Linked DNA regions of Homo sapiens: regions 2 and 3 are each linked to region 1. The links are chromatin contacts, found by Hi-C or POLR2A ChIA-PET in ENCODE. All regions are on one chromosome and are shown on one strand. Each heading gives the region's core, a stretch centred on a gene start or an enhancer-like site at or near the end of the contact. The rest is flanking DNA. Distances are from core to core; before and after follow the strand shown.

Region 1 (4,568 bases), core at 1,427-3,926:
TTCCTGAGGAAGAACCAACACACACAACCTCACAGTGACAGAGAAGAATCCCTGAATAATTAATTCATTAACTGATTGAATAGACCCAGAGCTGGGGACTCCCTCAGCCCTTTTCCCAGAAGAAGGCCTGTTTAGTTCAGTCCAGATTAAGTATAAACTCTTTGGTCTCCAAAAGAGGGATGAAACAAGCCATTCTACCTTAAAATTGAAAGGGCAAAAATGCAGAGGAGTAAGTATATAAATACTAGCTTGCCTTTAAATTCTTTGCACATTTGCAGAGAGCTTTATGAGTGGAGGGGTGGTCCTTAGAGTAAATCTGCCTTTTGGCAAATGAGCATTTTCTCCAAATGGGCCCAGATGGACTATCTTCCCCTCACTCGAGGGCTGGTTGGTGACGCCCATGTGGATGCAGGGGATGAAAGCACCAATTTGACCCAGGCATTCTTTGACCTACATGTTTATGTGGGGATTAGGAGTAGAATGAGTTGTCACTGAAAATATGTGCTTTGTGTATTTAGAAGATAAGTATTTTTTTTTATTGCTAATTAGTGTTGGGCTCACACACATTTGTCATGTTGCTATGTCAGATTCATTTGTCCTTTCAAACCCAACTGCCTTAATTAATCTTTCTCCATCCACTCTCTGTTACAGTCCGGCTATAACTCAGACTGCTGGGCTCTACCCTAATGGGATTTCTACTCAGGAAACCTTGAATTTTAAAGCTAAATCTGGTGTTCAAGAACATCTCATTGGGTCCATCCAAGCCCTAGCGTCACCCTGCCATAGTGAACTCCTGAAATGGGGAAATAGGTGAATTGTCTTGCTCACATTTTCTAAGACTTGGCCTTGGTGTCATTTTTTTTCCATGAAGCATTTCCTAAATCCACCCAAGAATTGCAGAACCCTACTTTCTTGGCACTCACAGAAGAAAGACCTTTACCTGTAGATTTCAGTGTCTCTGTTTTAGTTGGAATTTTATTGCAAATGCTTGTGATATGGTTTGGCTTTGTGTCCTCACCCAAATCTCATCTTGAATTGTAAAACCCACGTGTCGAGGAAGGGACCTGGTGGGAGGTGATTGGATCATGGGGGAGGTCACCCTCATGCTGTTCTCGTGACAGTTGATAGTGAATGGGCTCACACCTGGCCAAGTACTTAATAATTTTATCAAATCTCATCCGACTTATATGTTTCTTAAAAGACAAGTGGAATCCAACCCCAATAGAAAAACCTAACTGACGGTAAATCTAGAAAATTCTGGTAAATCTGGTAAATGCTGGTAAATCTTAGAAAATTCTTTTTTTTTTTTTTTTGAGGCGGAGTCTCACTCTTTTGCCCAGGCTGGAGTGCAGTGGCGCAATCTTGGCTCACTGCAAGCAAGCTCCGCCTCCGGGGTTCACGCCATTCTCCTGCCTCAGCCTCCCAAGTAGCTGGGACAACAGGCGCCCACCACCACACCCGGCTAATTTTTTGTATTTTTAGTAGAGACGGGGTTTCACTGTGTTAGCCTGGATGGTCTCGATCTCCTGACCTCGTGATCCGCCTGCCTCGGCCTCCCAAAGTGCTGGGATTACAGGCGTGAGCCACCGCGCCCAGCCAAATCTTAGAAAATTCTGTCATTGATTTTATTTTTTCCTGAAAAGTGAAAAAAGACTCTGACTGCTCAATTTTAATAGCGGAGTATCTTTTGAAACAATAACGTGATAATAAATTTGCAGCTGCGTGTGGTGGCTCATGCCTGGAATCCAAGCAATTTGGGAGGCTGAGGTGGGAGGATTGCTTGAGCCCAGGAGTTTGAGACCAGCCTGGGCAACATAGGGAGACCCTGTCTCTATATTGAAAAAATTTTTATTTTAAATATAAAAAAAATAAGTAAGGGCTGGACTCAGTGGCTCATGCCTGTAATCCCAGGACTTTGGGAGGCAGAGGTGGGTGGGTTGCTTGAGTGCAGGAGTTCAAGACCAGCCTGGGCAACATGGTGAGACTCTGTCTCCACTAAAAATACAAAATAATTAGCCTGGTGTGGTAGCGCTTGCCTGTAATCCCAGCTACTCAGGAGGCTGAAGCAGGAGAATCACTTGAACCCAGGAGCTGAAGGTTGCAGTGAGCCTGGATTGCGCCACTGCATTCCAGCCTGGGTGGGTGACTCTGACTCTTTCTCCAAAAAAAGAAAGAAAAAAAGAAAGTATATTTGAGAAGTATTATCCTAACAAATAAGTATTCCAGTATAAGTGATATTCTGACCTTAAAAAATAATATCTCTTCTCTATATGGGCTCATAAAAAATAATAAAAATACTATGACATTTGTATATCATCTTACTACTTACATGGAACTACCATATTGATTCTATTATTTGACCCTGAAAAGTAATGTCAGAAGCAATTATTATAATTATAACCATTTAAATGATGAGGCAAGTGAGAATGAGTTAGATTGTTCCCAGGCGTGCATCTTATTGGTAGAAGAGTTGGTGGACAGGCCCAGATCTGCCTTCCAAAACCCCACATGTAGGCTGGGTGGGGTGGCTTATGCCTGTAATCCCAGCACTTTGGGAAGCTGAGGTCACTTGAGCCCAGGAGTTCAAGGCTGCAGTGAGCTATTATTGCAGCACTGCATTCCAGTCTGGGTGACTGAGTGAATGAGATCCTGTCTCTAAAAAAGGGAAGTGCGTGCATGCGCGTGTGTGTGTGTGTTGAGACAGGGTTTCACTCATGCCACCCAGGCTGGAGTGCAATGGCACCATCTCGACTCACTGCAACCTCTGCCTCTGAGGCTCAATGGATCCTCCAACCTCAGCCTTCCAAGTAGCTGGGACTACAGGCTCATGCCACTGTACCTAGCTAATTTTTGTATTTTTCATGGTGATGGAGTTTCGCCATGTTGTCCAGGCTGGTCTCAAACTCCTAAGCTCAAATGATTGGCCCACCTCTGCCTTCCAAAGTGCTGGGATTACAAGCATGAGCCACCACACCCGGCAAGCTTCAATTGTGCTTCCAGGGCTCTTAAAGTATCTGTAGACCCAAGATGTCTGGGGGTGGAGGTGTGTGAGGCAGGGCCAGGAGGTAGCACCTCTGATGGGCCATGGTGATAAGATTGAGACCAGGGGAGGAATTAGGCCACATGCTAGCCTCTGGTCTCTGGTTGACTTTTCTTGTTTCATTTGCCCACGGCTGGTTATCCCAACTGCCTCTGACAAAGATTTTTCAGCGACCATAATCAGGCTGATCCCACAAATAAGCTCAAGCTAAGAATAAATGCAGCGCTGGGGAACATGAACATGAACATGAGCATTAAAACCAGGATCATAGTCACCACAGGCCCATAGTTCCATATCTGAAATCCTTGGAGCCACATGGCTTTCAGGACTCAGGGTGTTACCTACCACTGCTGGTGGACTCTCCTGCAGTATTGTGCAATCAAGCATCTTACTATTTCTGAAGCCAAAGGATAGATATGCACATGGAATGAGACAATGTCTATAAATAGGCTCATGTCAGTTCAGGCCAGGTCAGGCCTTGACATGCAATGAGTTATGTAGTAAGTTGTGGTTTGGGGAGCTTCTTGAATTTCAGCATTGTGGATAAGGAATAATAGACCCTTATCCGTGTAATGCCATCGTCACGCCATTTTCTCCTCATTACTCATCTCAAAGACAAAACATCTTCTTGCTGGAGTTCACAATCGCTAGTGTTCGATTCCTTAGAAGGACATGTGATGTCATCATTCTTGGGATGCCTCTTAATATGGGAAGGCCCAGTTTTTGACCCTGAAGAATTACCTTTAGATGTTCAGCTTAGGGAAGTGTGGCAAATGAGCAAGTTCTCAAGAACGGTTGGAATTTTGTAGACTGAGGGGCCTGGGCGGAGTCCCTCCATGTGACAGCTGTGGCAAGAGCAGGTGTTCACTTTCTATAAGGGACGGATCAGGGAGACAGATGGACTGCAGCACAAGCTTTGTGCCGGGAAGTCATGATTTGAGCTGGGTGACAGGCTGCCAGGATTATAAAATGAAGGGTTTGGGTTACATGTCTTAAACAACAAAAAATCACTGAAAGTTTTTGGGCAGAGACTGATGGAATAAAAATGAGTCCTAAGCTGGGCATGGTGGCTCATGTCTGTAATCCCAATAATTTGGAAGGCTGAGGTGGGAGGATCTTGAGTCCAGCAGTTTCAGACCAGACTGGGCAACATAGTGAGACCCCATCTCTACAAAAAATAACAGGACATGATGGTGCATGCCTGTGGTCCCAGCTACTCAGGAGGCCGAGGTGGGAGGATCGCTTGAGCCTGGGAAGTTGAGGCTACAGTGAGCCACTACTTCACTCAGCCTGGGAAACAGAATAACACCCTGTCTCAAAAAAAAAAAAAAAAAAAAAAAGGCAGCCAGGCACAGTGCCTCACACCTGTAATCCCACGAATTTGGAAGGCCGATGTGGGCAGATCACCTAAGGTCAGGAGTTTGAGACCAGCCTGGCCAACATGGCGAAACCCCATCTCTACTAAAAATACAAAAATTAGCCAGGCATGGTGGCACATGCCTGTAATCCCAGCTACTCAGGAGGCTGA
Region 2 (4,568 bases), core at 648-3,147, 430 kb before region 1:
ACCATTCTTATCCTGCCACCAACGCCCAGGACCTGGGAAGAAGGGCTGCAGGGGGAATGAGCTGAGAAGCCCACTACTCCCGAGACAGGGAAGCGGAACTGGAGCTTTCGCAAGGGAAGAGAACGTGAAGACTGTGAGGGAACTGCAGGGATCTGGGGGCAGGAGGGCAGGCACCACCCCCTGACCCCCCGCCCAGACCTACCTATGAGCGGGAGCTCGTCCATGGTGATGCCCTGAGATTTGAGGTGCTTCTTGATGCAGGCCAGCCGCTGCACGTTGGGGCCCCAGCGCCGGCCCAGCTTGTGGATGTGCTGAATCTGCGTGACAAACCGCATCTCATCGTTGAGCTTGCACTCGGGCCGCCAGTCCGGAGGGGGGATCACCCTGCACATCCCGAACTTCTCCACCTGAGCGCGGACCGACTCGATGTAGATGAGCGGATCGTGGAACTCCTTGGCGGAGGGCCTGAGGACGGGGATCTCGTCCATGGCCGCCCACCCGGCCTTGCCGCCGCCCTTCTCGGCCTTGCCCGAGTCCTGCGGCTTGTGCACGGACTCCGGTTGCGAGGTAGAACGATTTTCACAGGAGGCGCTGTCCGCCTTGCCATGTGCTTGTCTGCCTGGCGTGCTCTTCCCGGCCGTGGCCCGCTTCGGCCGATTCCTCTCCAGACTGCGCTCCGGCACTTCCTTCTTCACGTGTCCGTTCAGCAGACCTCTCTCGGCCGGGGCCTTCTTGCCAGGGCCTTCGGCGGGGCCAGCCGCCCCTTTCATCTTCTTGGGGGGCGACTGCGGCTTCTCCGCCTGGTGTGCCTCTTCCAGTCTCCTCTTGGAGTTCCGCAGCCCCTCCCGCAGCTGCAGGCCCTCCCGCAGCTGCCGCCCCCCCACCTCCTTAGTGCATGACTTTGGGTTCAACCTGCCACTGACCTTGAGGCCATTGACGGCGGGCCCAGTGGACTTGGACGCCCCCCCGAGGGATAGCACCTGTTTGCGGGTTTTTGCATTGCTACTTTCAGTTTTCCCTGAGATTGTGTGGTTGACAGCGGAACTGGGCTTGTGGTGATTGGGTTTGGTGTCCTTGACCAGTTCTCTCTTGGCTTTGGTGTATGTGACAGCCCCCTTCGTCACCGTGGCAGTGTACTTCACAGTTTTGGATGGTGAAGGTCTGACCTCGCGCATCTTTTTGGCACTGGTTACACCTGCACCCAGAGATGACATTCGAGTGACTCCGTTTACCTTAGAAACCTGTGGAGCAGCAGAAGCAGAGGTGGAAAAAAACGCAGAATTAGTACCTGCCACTAAAATGACCGGCCCACCCGTGAGAAAGGACCCTGGATGCTGGGGATGAACAGAGCCAGCAGCCTGTAGTGTGATAAGAAGAGATGTGGAAATACCAGCAAAGAGAAGCAAAATACACATCCAAGAATTAAGCAGCGATGTCCACTTTCAGAATCCACTATATACCTATCCTTCGTCACAGAAGTATGCAAACTGCCCCAGGCGCTTCCTAGCGGGGTTTCCTGGGTGCATTTTCACGTTCCCATTGCTCTTCCAGGAAATTTGGTGTTTCACAATGAAGACCTCCCCACGTGCCATGCAATCACCTGTCCTGAGCTTCTCAGAGTTGATGACAGCAAGATCCTGCTTCCTTGGGGGAAGTGGAGACAGACACACACACATATCCCTGTTCCAAGAAAAGTCATGTCTGCTATTTCTGTGCTCCACATAGCAGCATGACCTGCCCACAGGATTTAGAAATCTATGGCTAAAAAAAGAAGGAAAACAAAAATACTATGGAAGCAAAAGAACAGCAGTGCTCATGTGGTTTGGCTCCGGGTGGCAGGCCAGGCCCAGAGGTGTGGCTGCAAACTGTCAGCAGCTGCTGTCTGCTTTCCTTGTGGAGACGAGCCCTGGACAGGGCCAGGCTGGATGGAAGAGGGATGCCCCGACCTCACTGTTGAAGCAACACATGCCAACCCTCGTCTGCACACGCGCTTCCTATATTTTCCCACCGTTTACAAACTGTCCCATGTATCTTCCACCCTGGACAAACTTTCCCATCAGGTTCTATGGGACCTGGGCAAACAGAGACAGTCTTACAGCTTGGACGCCGTGGTAATCTTGGGACACACAAACGTCAGCGAAAATGGGGAGCGACAATGGCAGACACTAGAAATGCACAAGCTTCAAACAAGAATAATGAAGGGACCCCAATGGGCTGCTGCCAGACATGCTGGTTTCGAGAAGATGTCTTCTCTGCGTCACAATGTGGCCACTGCCCCATCACTTAACACCTTGGGCATTACTTTTCGTCTATGATATGAGGTTAAAGTCAGGGACTTCAGGGTTTTATAACCACCACCATCTCCAAAGGAAGAAGCCTAAAAATCACAAAATTACTGAGAAACACAGAATACTAGCCCCCTCTTCTCCCCAACAGCCCGAGAGGAAGGTGCCAGGGTCGGGGGAGCCTGCACTTCCTGGTCAGGAGAGCTGGCCACATGCAGTGATGGCCCAGAGGGTACTGAAACACCAGTGCCACCACAAGGCTGTGCAGGCTGCTGTCACATGGGGACGAAGGTCCCCAGATGGCGGGTAATGAGTCTTAGTGACCTTTGTACTAAACCTAGGCCTGGCCCAGGACCCCCCTTAAGTGGGGGTGGGGCATGGAATGAAACTTCCCAAAGGCGCCTGTAATCCCAGCACTTTGGGAGGCCGAGGCGGGTGGATCACAAGGTCAGGAGATTGACACCATACTGGCTAACACGGTGAAACCCCGTCTCTACTAAAAATACAAAAAATTAGCTGGGTGTGGCGGTGTGCGCCTGTAGTCCCAGCTACTTGGGAGGCTGAGGCAGAAGAACGGCGTGAACCCAGGAGGTGGAGTTTGCAGTGAACCGAGATCATGCCACTGCACTCCAGCCTGGGCGAGACTCTTGTCTCAAAAAAAAAAAAAAAAAAAAGACTTGCCAAAAACATCCAAACCAGTGGCTCTCAGCATCCCCTAGAGGGCTGATGTAAACACATCACTGGGCCCTACCGGCAGAGTGTCCAAGTCAGAGGGTCTGGGATGGGACTGAGAATGTGCATTTCTAACCAAGTCCCAGGTGATGCTGTGTGCTGACCTGGGGACCGCGCTTGGAACCACTGAATGAAGTATCAGTGAAGTTTATAAAAATCAAAAAGGAAAGAAGCCACTGAGACCTGTATTTCTCTATATGCCACCAATTAAGTGCAGTCCAATCAAAGCCACAAATTCTTGGTAGGACATCATCTCTTAGGAGCCAGGCCCATGGAGGCCTCATTCCTAGAGCCAGATCTCAGGCCCCATGAAGAGGCAGAAGCGAAGACCCAGGAATCACACTCTGGCTCTTAAACCATGAGTCACCCATAAAAAAAGTGGGACTGACAGACGGTCTGGAATAAATAATGCGAAACCCTTTTGGAGAGGAAAAAAAGCACCTGGCAATGATAAATTTAAAACAGATTTATAAAACCAGGGGTAAGGACAAACAGAAATATTCCGTGGTAAGTACTGTTAATCTGCAAGAGGAGGTATAGTGAGGAATGCAAATCTCTTAGTTTTAATTGTTCTTTCAAATGCTTCCACTAAAACCAAAACAAGACAAAACATTTAGAAAAACAAAAGCAAACAGTAAACTCCAGCTGGGGCTGATCTTTATTTCCAGCAACAAAGGCTGGTGGGGCTGGGTGGGGGTGGGGGAATGGGCCTCAGGGAATCCAGGACCTTGGGGAAGGGCTCTATCTCAGGTTCAGACAGCAAAAGACAACACCTCTACAGTTGGCTCAATCTCCTTTTAACCTGTAGGGGTGCAATCTGTTTCAGCCCTACTCCCAGCACAAGAGTCTCCTTAAGGAGACGGACACAGTGCGGCTTCGTATATCGCTAATCAAAATGGCAAACTCCAGATGGTGCCGGACATAACCCAACTCCTGTGAGGTTCAGGCATCAGCCACCACTACTTGCTGAGGTTTAGTTCAGTGTTTTCCAAACCTGGCACCCCTAAAACCCTTAGGGGAGCTTCAAAATAATGTAAATCCCTTCCCTCTAGATTCTGTGCTAATTGGTGAGGATCAAGAAAGGGAATCAGTGTTTAAAAGCCTCAGATGTCTCAGTGTTCCCACAAATCCGTGGACCCTACCCTTCCCTAACACCGCTGTCCAAATACCAGAGTGCTATGTCTCTCATATTCTATCTCAAATAAGAGTGTAAGGCCTTTGGTTCCATCCATTCTGGCTTCTCGGGGGCACCTGAGTTCATGGCTAGCAATGCTACAGGGAAGTAAATTTTCAACACAGCTGAATTCTATATATCACTATCTTCAATGGCAAAAGGAACACCTTGTTTACATCTTTCTGAAAACCTAAATACTGAATTATTGGCAAGGTATACATTCAAATAACTTGCTTTATGAGAGAAATGAGTTGCAATATTTTCCTTCTTATTATAGGAGTTATCTTCAACAGTATCCACCCAGATATCACACACGCATGCCCATATAACAAGCTCAAAGACTAGATGGATCTCACCCACAACACAGACCAGCGAAG
Region 3 (4,568 bases), core at 1,467-3,966, 290 kb after region 1:
CTGTTTGTGAGAATTCAGAAGCAACCTCCTTGGTAGTTCCTATTGGCTCTGTGTATTTGATCTTGGCCAGCAGGTAGCCTGTTAGAGTTAGCAAAGCTTCCAAGGATTGTATTTTTTAAAAAATATAATATCTTGATATGTGTCAAGAGCATGTCTTAGTTCATTTTCTGTTGCTATCACAGAATGCTTGAGACTGTGTAATTTCTAAAGCAAAGAGGTTTATTTCTTACAGTCCTAGAGTCTGGGAAGTCCAAGATTGGGAGGTCTCATGATCCAATCATCTCTTAAAGTCCCCGCCTCTTAATACTGTTACATTGAGGATTAAGTTTCAATATGAGTTTCAGAGAAGACAAACATTCAAACCATAGCAAGGCCTTTATGATCCAGTCCCAATAACAATTTAATTCAATCCTTCCAGGCCCTCCTTCCTTCTGTTTGATGGAAAGCCACATCAAATCCTATATTGCAGTTCCCCTTAGCGTGCCACCTGTGTGCCCAGGCTGGTGTCTCTGCCTGGAAGGAACATCCACTTCATGGACTTTTCCCCATGCTCAAGGCCCAGCTTAAGCTGCATCTCATCTATGAAACTCCATACCCTTCCCCTTGTGCCATCCACATGCTACTACTGTATCAAGTACACAGCTCAATTAGTGCAGATACTGCAAGGTATTGCAGTTATTATACATCTGGCTGCCCCAGTTCCACTTAACTTTGAGCTTCTTGAGGGAGGAATAGGGTCGTGTTCACTATGCGGCACCAATAGACCCTCACACATACACAGAGACCCAGTAATTCTCTCCAACGTGAGAGAAATCTGTTTTCTTGCCCATTAAAGATTACCATCTGTTAACCTTGATCCTCAGGCTTTTAAAATACCAACTAACTAATCTGATGAGTGAATTCATGCTATTGTGTTACGGGTTTAGTGTGTAAAATCTTCTACATGATATTTACGTCTTAAAAGAAAATTTTTGAAAACAGAGGACAGGACTCATTAATATAGAAGAATGACTATAACAATGGAATTTATAAATAGCAACACATTGACTAGGAAGGGTAGGGGATGTTTGGGGGTAGGCAGTTCTTTCAATGCCGTAAAAATTACCCCACCTCTACAAAATATCGATATTTAGGGATGCATTGAGTTTGTACACAGAGTTAGTCTTTTCCTCCAAGTTTCTCAATAACAGAAGTAGATAAATATATAGCACATGAAATCTTTGAGTACCTATGAGTCAAATTTAATCATGACAACAACACACTGACACTTGTCCCTGAATAAGATGTGTTTGATGATACGTTTTGTTGCTAGAAATTTGCTGCTGGAGGAGGTAGAAATAATGTAGGAGGCATAGGAATGTTTCTCTTCAAGATGAAGATTTACTTCTTAGGATTCTCAGTGGGGATTTTCTTTCCTGGCTTTTCTTTTTCATTCCTGAACATCAGCGGAAAGGTCCTTAATCCATGAATGCGGACGTCAGCTGGACAGGTCAGCCCTAGAGACAGGATGCTCCATTGGGCACGTAGGCAGCACTCTCTCTCCATCTCCCTTTTCTATCTGTTTTTGTATTATTCTCCTTTCTTCTCTTAGCTGGATGACTTTATCTGCCCCTCAGTCTATCTGATAGAAAACACACACCTTAGTGTCTACCTCTTGCTATTCCAAAGTCCTGGGGTCTGGAATTTGAGATTCTCACTGGTCTGGCACGCGTCTGGTGCTCACTCTGGTCCCAGTCAACATGGCTCGGAGTATGGGGCCGTGTTGAACAGGCATGGCTACCGGGAGCTCCCTGTGACCAAGGCAGGAGTGGAAGGGAGCTCTGGAAAGAAGACCTGTGCACGCACTGTCACCAGCGTCCACTATGACAGCAACCTTTATATGCGAAAAGGTTTTCTGGGCACTCGCCAGATCATTTTTGAGAAATACCCATTTCTCTTTCAGCCCAATACTCCAAAGAGGAGAAAGAAATGGACACAACTTGGAACATGTTATGATAGGAGTCCCTGTTCTGTTATAGCACACTTGTCTTGGTATCACAATATACCTACATATGTGTGTACCTGTACAGAATTGCATATTGTCAGAGACTGTAGTGCAAACATATATCCTCTTGGGAATCCAGCATATGAGCTTCCCAATACACACCCTACACAAAAATCTCCCAAGGAAAGCAAATAATTTCAAGTTTTAGGAAAGAGCAGCGATTTGTTATGATAATAGCGTTCAACAAGTATAGCATTCTAGATTCAAAGGAAATGCCTTGTGGAAAAAAAAAAAGTGCTAAAATGGCTTGATTGGGGTTTTAATGAGAGTTTGTTTCTCCTCTACTCCACCCTTCATTCTCTCCCACCCCCAGTTATTTTCTCCAGCAAGCCAGTCAAGAGCCCTGTGCTGGGAACACTGAGAGAATGTTAACAATTCAACTCTACCAATTAATTGCCGCAACTTTCTCCATCCTGCTCAGCAGGGTCTCTCTTGCAGGCTGCTGAAAACCTAACAATGCACTTTACCGTTGTGAATGCGTAATGATGTGTTCATCAGGGGGCTTAAAAACCCTTGGGGCTACAATATCCACTTCTCGGCACCCATTATAGAGGCTAGAGTATGTCTTACGTGACAGTAAAATGTGAAGCAGGAATGCCGTCTTTAAAGAGAAAAGGCAACACCCAGGAGATACAGGAATCGCACAGTCATGCTGACTTAAAATACACATGTAAACACTCACTGTGCCCCTGGTGTCCTGTCCATAAATAAAATGGCTTGCTCAAGAAACCAGGTTTGAAGTGGAGGTTTGCCGTCACTCCCCAGATCTGTATGGAAGTGTCAGAAGTGGAGTCAGCTAGTTAGTTCACCCCAATAGGTACTGAGAGCTATTAAGTCTGTACCACTGTGTCGGGAGAGACCAGGAGGAATCGAGCAGGTATGAGTCTTTCTTTTTTTCTTTTTTTTTTTTTTTTTTAGACGGAATTTTGCCCTTGTTGCCCAGGCTGGAGTGCAGTGGCACGATCTCGGCTCACCGCAACCTCCGCCTCCAGGTTCAAGTGATTCCCCTGCCTCAGCCTTCTGAGTAGCTGGGATTACAGGCATGCACCGCCATGCCCGGCTAATTTTGTATTTTTAGTAGAGATGGGGTTTCTCCATGTTGGTCAGGCTGGTCTCGAACTCCCGACCTCAGGTGATCCACCTGCCTCGGCCTCCCAAAGTGCTGGGATTACAGGCGTGAGCCGCTGCGCCTGGCCCAGGTACGGGTCTTTCATATGGAGCTTCTAGTCAGTTATTGGTGACAAAGTGCAGAGGTAAAGGGTGAACAGATTTAGGGGAAGACAGAAGCCTGAGGATAATTAAGTACCAAATTAGTATCACTAATAGTGAGTGCTGCTTTTAGTCGCAGTTCAGTATAAAGGAGGAAGGAAAGAGGAGAGAATTGGATTTTCTTGTCTGTTTTTGCCTAATTGGGTATGATGGATGTGTTTGCCCAGGAACACCACACAGAGATTTAGGGAAGAAAGTGATAAATTCTGTTGTGAAAACAGGGACATAGAAAGGGCCCTGAAGGAGTTGGTTTTTAAAATCCAGCTGAATGTCACTGTAAATTTTACAGTTTGATGTTGTGTTTCTAACAGTGGTTCTCAATCAGGAATGGTTTTGAATATTGCAGGTTAGGTGGGAATCACTGATTGAAGGAAGGGGAAAGGCAGGGAGAAAAGTTCCAATAGAAGGCACAGGACACAAAATAGTTACAAATGAATGGGGGAGTAATGTCTTCTGCAAGTGAAATGTTCTCCAGGTTTAGAGTGATCTCATTTTACAGGCAAATGCCTGGGAATTTGATAAGACTGTCAACAATCCACTTCCCCTACAACTAAACCTCATTTTGATAACTCGGACTGTGCAGTGGTTTGTACTCCCACCACCAGCTCTCTAAACCCAACGAAATGTATCTACAGGACAGGTAGTCTTTTTTTAGGTTGATCTTGGACTGGCACGGAGAAAGAAAGGTTTGGATCACTGCTGTGGTTTGAATGTCCCTGTCAAAACTCTTGTTGAAATTTAGTTGTCAATGTAACATTATTGGGAGGTGAGGTCTCTAAGAGGTGATTCGCTCATGAGGGCTCTGTCTTCATCAGTGGGTTGGTGCAGGTATCATAAGACTGGGTTAGTTATTGTGGGAGTGGCTCCCGAGAAAAGGATGAGCTTGGCCTGATTTCCTCTCTCCCATCTCATATGCTTGTTCATCATGTGATGCTTTTCACAATAGAATGATCCCTACCAGATGTCAGCACCATGCTCTTGGACTTACCAGTCTTAAGAACTCTGAGAAATAAATCTATTTTCTTTGTAAATTATGCAGTTTGTGGTATATTTTTATAGCAGCAGAAAATGGACTAAGACAATCACAAGTTTCAATTGTGATCCAAGGGTCAGGAAAGGGATTCTGGTAGGATAAACTGTCCTTGCTTCTTCACACTCACCCTATCTATTCAAAGACTCTGGCATCTATACAAAACAAACCAGAAAAAAACTTAATGAGAGCTGGAGATGGCAGAAAGAGAGTCACTTATAGCTA

What was found. A loop is a pair of places that touch in the nucleus more often than their neighbours do. ChIA-PET counts read pairs that join two places held with the same protein, here RNA polymerase II (POLR2A). Pooled maps may share reads with other maps.
Region 2: a loop to region 1 is called in a map of gastrocnemius medialis, with 2.6 times the contacts of the local background. The contact joins two enhancer-like sites. A Hi-C loop is called at or near these places in 2 of 168 maps with a recorded cell type or tissue (gastrocnemius medialis and left cardiac atrium), 1 of 37 single-sample maps with no recorded cell type and 2 of 50 pooled maps. POLR2A ChIA-PET finds 5 or more read pairs at or near these places in 1 of 52 experiments (H1).
Region 3: a map of PC-9 shows a loop between it and region 1 (12-fold over the local background). The contact joins two enhancer-like sites. A Hi-C loop is called at or near these places in 1 of 168 maps with a recorded cell type or tissue (PC-9) and 1 of 50 pooled maps. POLR2A ChIA-PET finds 5 or more read pairs at or near these places in 3 of 52 experiments (GM12878, H1 and WTC11).

The regions. Positions count from the first base shown.
Region 1 is chr6:15,061,713-15,066,280 of GRCh38, reverse strand. No RefSeq gene overlaps it. Among named protein-coding and RNA genes, the nearest start is that of JARID2-DT, 180 kb to the left of the region's middle. RefSeq lists an enhancer at 1-33. Within about 2 kb of position 2,676, at least 6 of the 41 ENCODE cell types and tissues checked have a DNase peak (open chromatin) inside an H3K27ac peak, as active enhancers do; they include gastrocnemius medialis, where a contact is called at or near this core.
Region 2 is chr6:15,492,805-15,497,372 of GRCh38, reverse strand. It overlaps JARID2 (jumonji and AT-rich interaction domain containing 2), which reads right to left. Exons shown (of 18, transcript NM_004973.4): 7 at 203-1,241. Among named protein-coding and RNA genes, the nearest start is that of DTNBP1-AS1, 51 kb to the left of the region's middle. Within about 2 kb of position 1,897, at least 3 of the 41 ENCODE cell types and tissues checked have a DNase peak (open chromatin) inside an H3K27ac peak, as active enhancers do; they include gastrocnemius medialis, where a contact is called at or near this core.
Region 3 is chr6:14,775,784-14,780,351 of GRCh38, reverse strand. No RefSeq gene overlaps it. Among named protein-coding and RNA genes, the nearest start is that of JARID2-DT, 470 kb to the left of the region's middle. Within about 2 kb of position 2,716, at least 2 of the 41 ENCODE cell types and tissues checked have a DNase peak (open chromatin) inside an H3K27ac peak, as active enhancers do.